Regions from separate parts of the Homo sapiens genome. Here regions 1 and 2 are each linked to region 3. Evidence: chromatin contacts called from ENCODE Hi-C or POLR2A ChIA-PET data. All regions are on one chromosome and are shown on one strand. The core of a region is the stretch at or near the end of the contact, and the rest is flanking DNA. Distances in the headings are between cores, read along the strand shown.

Region 1 (2,980 bases), core at 341-2,840, 400 kb after region 3:
TTGTTCTCACAGCAGCACTCCAGGCTTGCCTCTGTCATAGCAGGTAAAGTCTATATACTGTCACTTGTCAGCTTATTTGATTTTCCTCCACACTTGCTCCTTAAGGACAGGGAAGACGTTCCCAAGTTACCCAGCCCAGTGCCTGGCATAAAATAGAAATTCTGTACATATTGATTTAAAGAATAAATAACTCAGAAAAAATTTATTCAAGATGCTTCAGAAATACTGAATAAATAAGTGTAACTTTATCACTAGATAATTAGCTTTTCAAGGGCAAGAACTGACTTTTGTATTAATCCTTAGTACCTAGGGCAATCTTTTGCACAGTGAGGTGTTGAAGAGATGCTTGCTTTGGGAATTGAATTATTACTTTCAGGTATAATCAATGATTATAACTAGATTCTTGGTATTTCCTAAGTAGTGAAATTTGTGGCAGAGGAAAGTTGGTTTCTCAATGGAGAATACTGGTTTGTAATTTTTGTATAAATTTTTGGTGGATGCTTCAAAAGAAGGGTTTCTGAAACTTGTCTAATAGTAAGAATCATCTGAAGAGCATTCACTAAAATATAGCTTTCCAATTCCCACCTCAGACCAACTGCATCACAATCTCCAGGAGTGAAGATTTCACCATTTTTATTAAGTGATTTTTCTAAGACTTGAGAGGTTTGGGTTACTCTTTATAGGACTTAGAAACAATTTTGCCTAAGCATTCTGATAGCTGCATTTTATATTCAAAATTTTGAGTTTGCTTTTCCCCTCGGGTTATATAAAGTACACTCTTGTTAAGTCCATTAGAATGATTCCAAATGCTAAAAAAATTCCAAATTAGTGGGGTTCATAATAATCAAGATTCTTTTGTGAGCCCAAATTTCTGATTTGAGCAGCCTGGGTTTGTTCAAATTAAATTTAAAACAAGCTCAAAAACAGGCAGTGGAACTTAAAAATCATCTCATCCTATGCTTTTGTCCCAACACTTTAAATGATCACATATTCAACAATTGCCCTTACCAGGGGCAAATGATTCTGTGTGTGACAGCTGAGACCACAGAAATCTCTCACTTTTTTTTGCAGTTGGTTATAGGAATTGTTTTTCAGAGAGAGCAATTTTGTACAGCAGTTTGCTGTTGTGTTCAAATTTCTAAACACCACAAGTTCATGTTTACTTGGTAAAAAGTATGCTGAGTTAAGAAGTTAAAACACAAAACAAAACATAACCAAACTAGCACTCAAGAGTGTCAACCCCCTACTCCAAAGATTTCTCTTTAGAAATCCTTTGAGTACGTAAGGGTCAAGGAGGAAGGTGAGAATTGCTCCTTTACCAAAGATATGGCCATTTCTACAAACTCATCATGCTCAGGTAACTCTTTAGCCTTCTCCCTGTACACCAAACATGTATGCATGTGTCTACCAACTCCCTGCCACCATGGGAAAGCAGATTACAAGGAACAAAGGATATTAGCCTTCCGGTGCTGAGGAGCAAGGTAACCTGCAGAAACACACAGGAGACAGAACAAACAAGGAAGAACGAACTGAGTAATGAACAGGACAGGAAACCAAACCAGAAAAACAAACAGGCAGAGAAAGCAACTGGTGATTAAACAAAGGAGCAGAGTAACTCTGCCGAACCCAGGAGTCTGGCGCTCACCTGGGGCCCACCTGCTGAACAGGTGAAGGAAGGCAGCCAGAACTGAATCCTTTTGTGGATTCTAGTTCCCTCTCCTCCACACCCTGAAACAGGTAGAGTCGGGGAGCAACCAGAAAAGCTGCATCTGTGATTCTTTTTCCCCGATGGAAGACCCATAAATACTTTATTATCAAGAGCCCATAGACAAGGCAGTGGTTACAGCAAAACAAATATCAGGAAGGACAGACTTAAGTTTATCAAAGCTACAAGGCTCATTGGATTAAAAGAAAGCTTCTGCTTACTGTGTAACTAGGTTCAGCTATAGCTGTATTAGAGTTGAGGATAGCATTGAGTGATTGTAAATAAATTTTTGTATTTTGCTTGCAATACAAAAATCCTTTTTATCGGTGGGTCCAATGTAAACAGGCATGCACACACACATTAAATATAATTAACAAGTATTTATTAAGCACCTATTCTGAACAAGGTATTGTGGTTTGGCTCTCTATGGAGACAGTGTTATATAATGTACATACTAAAAATATTTTATTGAAGACTCTCAACCTGACAGTGGTGCTGTATGTGTGAAAGTGCCTGAAGAGATTGGCTTTATTATTAATACTTTTTTCCCAAATGCTTATTTGAAGACTATTTGGGGTGAGGTGGAGGTGTGGGTGGGGAATTGTTGGGGAAAATTCAAAAAGATTGATTGTTTTAAAAAAAGGGACACAATGGATTTGCTATTTTCTGACTCAACTACAGCTTTTCATAGTGGAGATATCCAAATTCTATTTTCCTAGTGAAATTATATTTGTCCTGCTTGAAAACACTCTTGCAAATTTTCTTAAGAAAAAAACCTACACAGATAACTTAGCATACTTTCTATGTTTCTTAACTTTAGATTGATCAGAGGGCAAAACATTTTTCATGGCTATAGAGCCAAAAGTGAGGTTGATGCACAAAATTTAAGCCATGAAATCTTTTTTATATTTCCTAAAGGTAAGGCACAAATTCGGCTCTGCCATTTCTAGAAGCCAATAAAAGGAAGGAAACACTGTTAGTTATAAGATTCAGTATATACATAAAAATAAAAACAAATCAATTTTTCAAACAAAGAACAAAAATGTAGATAAAGAGACCAGAAAGAAATATCTCCTTTAGCTGTTCTTAGAAAGGGTTCTGAGTAATGGAATGAACAATATCTGCACAGCATCCCTTTGATAAATATATTTGCCTCGTTTTATTTTTAATTTAACCTATATTGCTGAATTGTGTGCATTATTGTAAGAACCTTAAGTCTGTTTTGGTGCAAGGCTAGGTTAGGTGGGTAAGTGAAAAGACAGAAAATATACTGGT
Region 2 (3,317 bases), core at 287-2,786, 290 kb after region 3:
GAGATGAGCAGCAATACCATTATAGGATTCCCTAACAAAAGCCTTCCACGATCATTTTCTAGCATCTTGGAGATTGACAAGGTCCCCTCCTGTTTCCCAAGCCCATTTCCCCCCTTATTCCTGGTGATTTCTTTTCTTATACACCAGAAAGAAAGCACCTCGCTGAGTGGTGACCTCTCTCGCTACATGGATACCTGCTAGAAACAACAAACCTCACGTGTTAAAACTGCCCCTTGATGTGTTGGGATTGGTGTGATGGTTCCTGTTTGATATACTGGGCTGCTTGGAGCTGCCTTTAAAAAAATCAATCCATATTAAAAATAAAAGTTCCTTTTGAAAATTACTCTTCATATTTCTTTGGGGGGGTTGCGCCACAAACCAGCTAAAAGTGCTGAAAAGTGTCATATAATGAAACCACCAGGACTCTAACAAGCCAGAGGAGGAGAAAATGTCTTGAATAATTACAATACTTTTTGCTTTTCAATCATGTTTCAGTTTATCAGTAATGTCTAATTTGTTTTCTTGTTGAGAAGACTGCAAACTTTAAAAATATTTATAAGATGTCAATTTTAATCTTTTGTCCAGTTTATTTCAAATTGGCAAGTATATATAGATATATAGACGTATATTTGTTTTAGAAAAGTATGAGAAATAATTGCCCATGAACTTATATCACAGGGCATAACTTTTTATTAAAAGTTAATAACAATCTCCCTGAAACTTTATCCTCTTTTTACTAGTAATTTTTGCTAGTAGGTTTTTGTTTCATTATGTGTGTAAGTCAATAATGTATGCCAAAGTAAATCATTTGAGAAAAGGAATAAACAATTTTAAAATACAGAATAGCCTTTAGAAAAACAAAATAATTAGAATGTTTTTGGTGAACTTTTCAATTGGAGAGACTCCCTGGTTACATGTGTTTCTTAAAAACATATGTTTATCATGTGTATATAGGTGCATGCATATTTATAAGCAGATTCTAAATATATGTACCTGCAGTTTCTTCATTTAAAAAAATATATGTTTGTAATGTTCCTCACATGACTAGGTTCAAACATAAACATGCCAGGTGTGGTAGCTCATACCTCATTGATGAGGTGGTTCAGGCAAACAGCCAAATGAGAAAGGGTAACTAATGGTGAGCAGCTGTGTTGGTTTAAAGGGCCTGCTGAAGGATCTAACCTGAGCAAGGTTGTTGCAATGTATTAACCACAGATAAGAGTTTGGTTGGTTTTTCTTTCACAACCCAGTTAATATACAGGAACATGAACGCCACTCCTCCTGTAGACTCAAAGGATTAAGACAAATTTAGGGTAGGATTTGAAGAGTGTAGAAAAGCATATGTTCAGCCTTTACTTGAATAAAGGAATGTTCCTATCAGCCTAAGGAATTAAGTTTTGAAAAAGAAGAGCTTCATAATTGCACAGAGATTGGTCAACTGTTTCTCAGATTTATGACTGGATTTAGGAGGCAATCAAGTCTCAACTCCTCCAACTGGCTCAAGGCCTTCCTTAAGCCAAACTCCCTGTACTGACTCACCTTGAGCTCCTCCAGTTCCCTGCTGTGATCTGATTCAGTTCAGCGAGATGCCTTTTTCCTGAAATTGTGTTCAGTCTGTATCCTCTGCCATGTGAATACTCTTGTAAAATGTCTTTCCTGTTTTCAAACATTATGGCCTCTGCCATGAGACCTTCTTAGGCATGGTAATGTGCAAAGTGCATGGGCTCACCAAGTTAGACAGATCTGGGTTTGAATTCTGGCTCAGCTACTTACTTGCTACATGACACTGGGGCTGTTTTATTCCTCTGAGCTTGTCTCTCCTTCTGTAAACCAAGATGATAACAATAGCTCCTGTTTTAATTGAGCCCCACTATAATAATGCTAGCTATCATTCATAAGTTTATGTGTCAATTAATCAAATCCTCACAGCAATCAAGGGTATTTATTTTAATGACCATTTTATAGATGAAAAAAACTGAGGTTCAGAGAGATTAAGAAAACTGCCTTAAGTCATAGAGCTAAGATTTAAACCCAAAGTGGTTTTGTTTGTTTTAACAATTTCATGGCCAAATTTTTCTCCTCTGTGTCATTCCTCTAACTTAACTTACCTTACAGAGCTTTAGTGAAGATTATAAATGAGATATGTAAATTATTTAAAATGTAATAGGCATTTAATAAAGTTTTTATTATTCATTTATTTTAGCCCACCTATCTTTTAACATTCGTTTGTCTATAATATATGTTTTGGTATTAGCTTTAGTCTTTTAAATTTTTTTTGGTTAATTTGTGGGCTTATCTTACATTTCTGTATGGCTGATTTTACTCCTATATAAGGTAGGAGACTACTTGCAAGGTATGATTTAGGGGAGATGCTTTGCAAAATTTCTATGCTCTTCCTTAAGGAGCAGTGCAATGCCTTTTATTCTATGATTAACATGGGGACTAAAAATGCAAAGTCTCCCATCTTTGAACTAAATGTATTCATTCAAATTAATCTCTGTTGAGTATCCAGTAGGCATTGGAAATGGTTTTAGGCAATAGGCATATGAGACAAATAAAAAGGAATCTCTTTTCAGTCTGACAATTCCAATTCAATGTGAGGAGGGGGACTACTTGCCTAGAGTTGCTGTCTGATGTAGTAGCCGTTAACCACATGTAGCTATTGGGTGCAGCTAGTCTGTATTAAAAGGTACTGTAAGTATAAGATACACACCAGATTTCAAAGACAATATAAAAAATGTAAAATATCTCATTAATAATTTTTGTAATTTTTGTAATGATTACATATGGAAATGAGAATATTTCGTTTATGTTGGAATAAATAAAATATATAATTAAAATAAATTCCATCTGTTTCTTTTAATGTGGCAGCTAGAAAATTTAACATTCCACATATGGCTCATAGTGTGGCTCACATTATATTTCTATGAGACAGTGTTGGCCTAGAGTAATTGGGGCAGGTGGAGGATGAGTTAGAAATTACCATTTCTATGTATTTCATTTTATAAAAATCAAATTATGCTGTTAATAACTGGTTTGTAACTATGTTTTTCCCCCTCAATAATATAGGTAGATGTCATCCCATGGCTGGATGGTGGTTCATTATATGGATGGATCATAATTTATTCAGCCTGAGCCTATGAAAAGTTGTGGATTTGAATAGACTAGAAGTAGAATTAGAATCATGGGGTAAAATATAGGATGTCACAGTTAGAGGGTATGTAGACGTTTCTGAGGCCAAATGCCTCATCTGAGAGATGAGAAAACTGAGGGCCAGAAATGATGACTAGTGTTTCCTTTGGCTCTTTATTTTTTTT
Region 3 (3,025 bases), core at 375-2,874:
TGGGCTTTGCAAGAAAATGTTCTCATCTTTTATCATCAGTTGGAAAGCTTTGGGGGCAGGAGAGACAAGAAGATTCATTCATTATTTTCAACACATATTTAAGTTTCTATATAAAACAAGGAGTGAGGTTCAATCCACAAAAGTTAATGGAAAAGTAACATCGAATTTCATGGTTGGCAGAGGTAAAGAACCACAGTTCCTAAGACACCGGCAAGTCAATTTAGGAAAGAAAAATTGCAGTGCCCACCTTCTTCCACAGAGGGGCACTCCAAGCTCATCACTGAAACCGTGCACTGTGTTGTTTTCAGTGAGCGGTTGTAGAAAAAGAACTTCCAATCTTTTCTCCATGCCTAGGGATTATTAAGAGCGTAGAATTTAAAGTACATTTGCAGGGCTCGATGTGAATGAGGCAAAACCATTTCAGTATCAATCCCAGTGGTGCCAGCAACCCATTCTAAATTAACTCAGGTTTAAATATGTTACAGAAATGTGTTAAATTTGAGAACAAATTTCACTTAGGATCTGTGGGTCTCTGTTACACAAAAGATGGAATACTTTGGAGGCAATGCAGTTCTTATTTAAAGCTAAAATATGGCTTATCATAAAACTATAGTCAGCCCGCTTCAAACACTCATGTCTTCACCAGAATGGGCAATATAGAATGAAAATTACACCTTGAGTAAACAGAATTGTAGATAAATGAGTTATGTCTCAAGACGTTTTGAATATTTTTATTATTGTGTCTGGGCCAAAAGTCTTTCCATATGTCCAAAGGCCCCGTGGCATTTCCAAATCAGCCGTGGGTGACGGTGGGACCGCGGGGCTCGTATGATGCCAACGCAAGCGTACCGGGTGGTCCTCATAGTTTGTTACATTCCAAAATGCAACCATTAAAGGGGCGGCCCTTACCTTCCCTAGTGAATACAAAAAGCCTTTGGAGACCAAAGGGCTGGAATGCTGGGGCAAACGCCACCCCACGTGCTGACCCCTTGGCCAGAGCCGAGGCGGGCGGCCTGGAGTCCCCAGCGCGGAGCCCCCAGGTTCCCAGGAGCTCGGGTCGCTCTCCGCTCTCCGCCCCTCGCCCGGGCCCACGGAAAGGGCTAAATGGCTTGCGACCAAACAGCGAATTTAAAAGGAAGCTTTCACGAAAAGCCCAAGGGAGCGGCAGCCCAGATTGTGTGGAGGGCAGAGCCGCGGGTTCCGAGGGTCCCCGGGGCGAAGCGGGCAGGGGCGCACCTCCGGGCCGCGGGCAGATGGAACCCGGGCTCCCGGGCCGGCGCGCGGGGGGCGGCCGCCTAGACATCCTCTCATTCGGCTGAAGTTTATTCTGGGCCACCGAGAGCTGGAACAGGAAATGTTCCGTCTTTCATGTCCACCGGTGGGCTTCAGACAGTTTTGCACCTCCCGGCGAGCACTGATTAGCCGGCTGAGTTCTGCCGCATTTGAAGTTCACCATTTATTATTAAAGAGAAGTGGCAGTGATTAGTGCTGGGTCCTCGGGGAGTGGAATAAATATTTACTAAATAAGAACGTTCCGCCATAAAGGAACGGCTCGAACAGGTTTCTGAAACCCCGGCGCGGGCCCCAAGTGCCGCCCCCAGGCAGGAAGCGGCGTTGCGGGGCTTTCCGCGAGAGGCTGCCATCTGCAGACCGTGCTGGGCGGCGACCTCCGCGGGGCAGGGCTCGGCCCGGCGCAGCCAGGGCCCGACGAAACTCGGCACTCTGGGCGTTTAAGTTATTTTATAGGCTGTGTTTGTTTTATAAAGGCAGAGGTGAATGTCAAACTAAACTTCGAACCTTTCTTTAATTTAAGGAACAAAGTAACATTTTATCGCTCAAGTAAGGGGACTGTGTTGCTTCCAACGTTAGGAGCATTTTCCAGTATGCTCCAAAGTGTACCCAAATTGTGAGCATCCAAGAAAGCATATTTATGTATATTTCAAAACATTATGTCATACAATGTAAATTATACAGTTTTTATTTGTCAACTGAAGAATAATAGTAAAAAAAAAAGTTTATTTAGTTTATTTGGCAATTAACTTACACGATGGCATCCCTGTCAAAAGCATTCATGTTGGTTGTTTAAAAAGCGTTTTCCTTAATTATTAGAATAATACTTTTACTGTAGAAAATATGAAATTTGCATATATCTAAACATCAGTATCACATGCTTTTTTCCATCATATTTTGCAGTGGGAATTGTCCAATGACATTACATATTTTTAGGGACAAATTTAGTGTCTATATCCATTTATTTAACTTACAGTGAATTAATAAACATTAAGGTAGTTTCAAGTTTTCCTTATTATAATAGCTCAATTAATATTTTTGTATGCAATTCTACACTTGTCTGATTATTCCCTGGCACCATTTTATTTTGAATTTCTTTTATTGTAAGTTGGGTTTAATATTATATTGCGAATAATTACAGAGAAGGGCCAGTTTTTGCTCATCACCATGTACCTGGTGTCTTGTATTATGCTGAGCACATACCAAATGCCCAATAGATATTGATTGAATGAATAAAAGAATAAAAAGTTAGTAGAACATTTGAATTTCTTGTTTTGTGAATTGCTTAATATTATTCATTTATTATGATAAGTTATCTTTTTCTTATGAATTTATAAGCTGTGTTTTAGGTAATAAGGATTTAACCTTCGGTTTGTCGCACATATGGCAAACCTCCCTCCCGTCTACAAAGCATAAGTTTGTGTGTATGTGTGTGTGTTTGGGTACTTTTTGACTTCTAGAAGTTAAAAAAAATTTCATAAGGTTATATTTGGATGATACTCTTTATCACACATGCAAGTTAAATGGCTATAGACAATACTCTACAATCTGTTTTGTGGTATTTTTACATATTTTGGACAGCACATTTTCATTCTTCTATTTATCAAGTTTTTCCCTGGACTTGGAATTTTTTTCAGGATATAACACATGGAGTAAAAAGGTAGTACAATCTTAGTCTTAGTCTGACAAGCACAGGATCTTGAGCCTGGTATCATACCAAAGAAAGATCTGTCAA

The links. A loop is a pair of places that touch in the nucleus more often than their neighbours do. ChIA-PET counts read pairs that join two places held with the same protein, here RNA polymerase II (POLR2A). Pooled maps may share reads with other maps.
Region 1: a loop to region 3 is called in a map of astrocyte of the cerebellum, with 5 times the contacts of the local background. The contact joins two enhancer-like sites. A Hi-C loop is called at or near these places in 2 of 168 maps with a recorded cell type or tissue (Caco-2 and astrocyte of the cerebellum) and 3 of 50 pooled maps. POLR2A ChIA-PET finds 5 or more read pairs at or near these places in 1 of 52 experiments (Caco-2).
Region 2: a map of Calu3 shows a loop between it and region 3 (5-fold over the local background). The contact joins two enhancer-like sites. A Hi-C loop is called at or near these places in 7 of 168 maps with a recorded cell type or tissue (Calu3, GM12878, HepG2 and 4 more), 32 of 37 single-sample maps with no recorded cell type and 15 of 50 pooled maps.

Annotation. Positions count from the first base shown.
Region 1 is chr3:182,283,586-182,286,565 of GRCh38, reverse strand. No RefSeq gene overlaps it. Among named protein-coding and RNA genes, the nearest start is that of LINC01994, 200 kb to the left of the region's middle. Within about 2 kb of position 1,590, at least 3 of the 41 ENCODE cell types and tissues checked have a DNase peak (open chromatin) inside an H3K27ac peak, as active enhancers do.
Region 2 is chr3:182,387,435-182,390,751 of GRCh38, reverse strand. No RefSeq gene overlaps it. Among named protein-coding and RNA genes, the nearest start is that of LINC01994, 97 kb to the left of the region's middle. Within about 2 kb of position 1,536, at least 2 of the 41 ENCODE cell types and tissues checked have a DNase peak (open chromatin) inside an H3K27ac peak, as active enhancers do.
Region 3 is chr3:182,680,995-182,684,019 of GRCh38, reverse strand. No RefSeq gene overlaps it. Among named protein-coding and RNA genes, the nearest start is that of LINC02031, 38 kb to the right of the region's middle. RefSeq lists enhancers at 315-364, 1,489-1,538 and silencers at 1,209-1,278, 1,689-1,758. Within about 2 kb of position 1,624, at least 4 of the 41 ENCODE cell types and tissues checked have a DNase peak (open chromatin) inside an H3K27ac peak, as active enhancers do.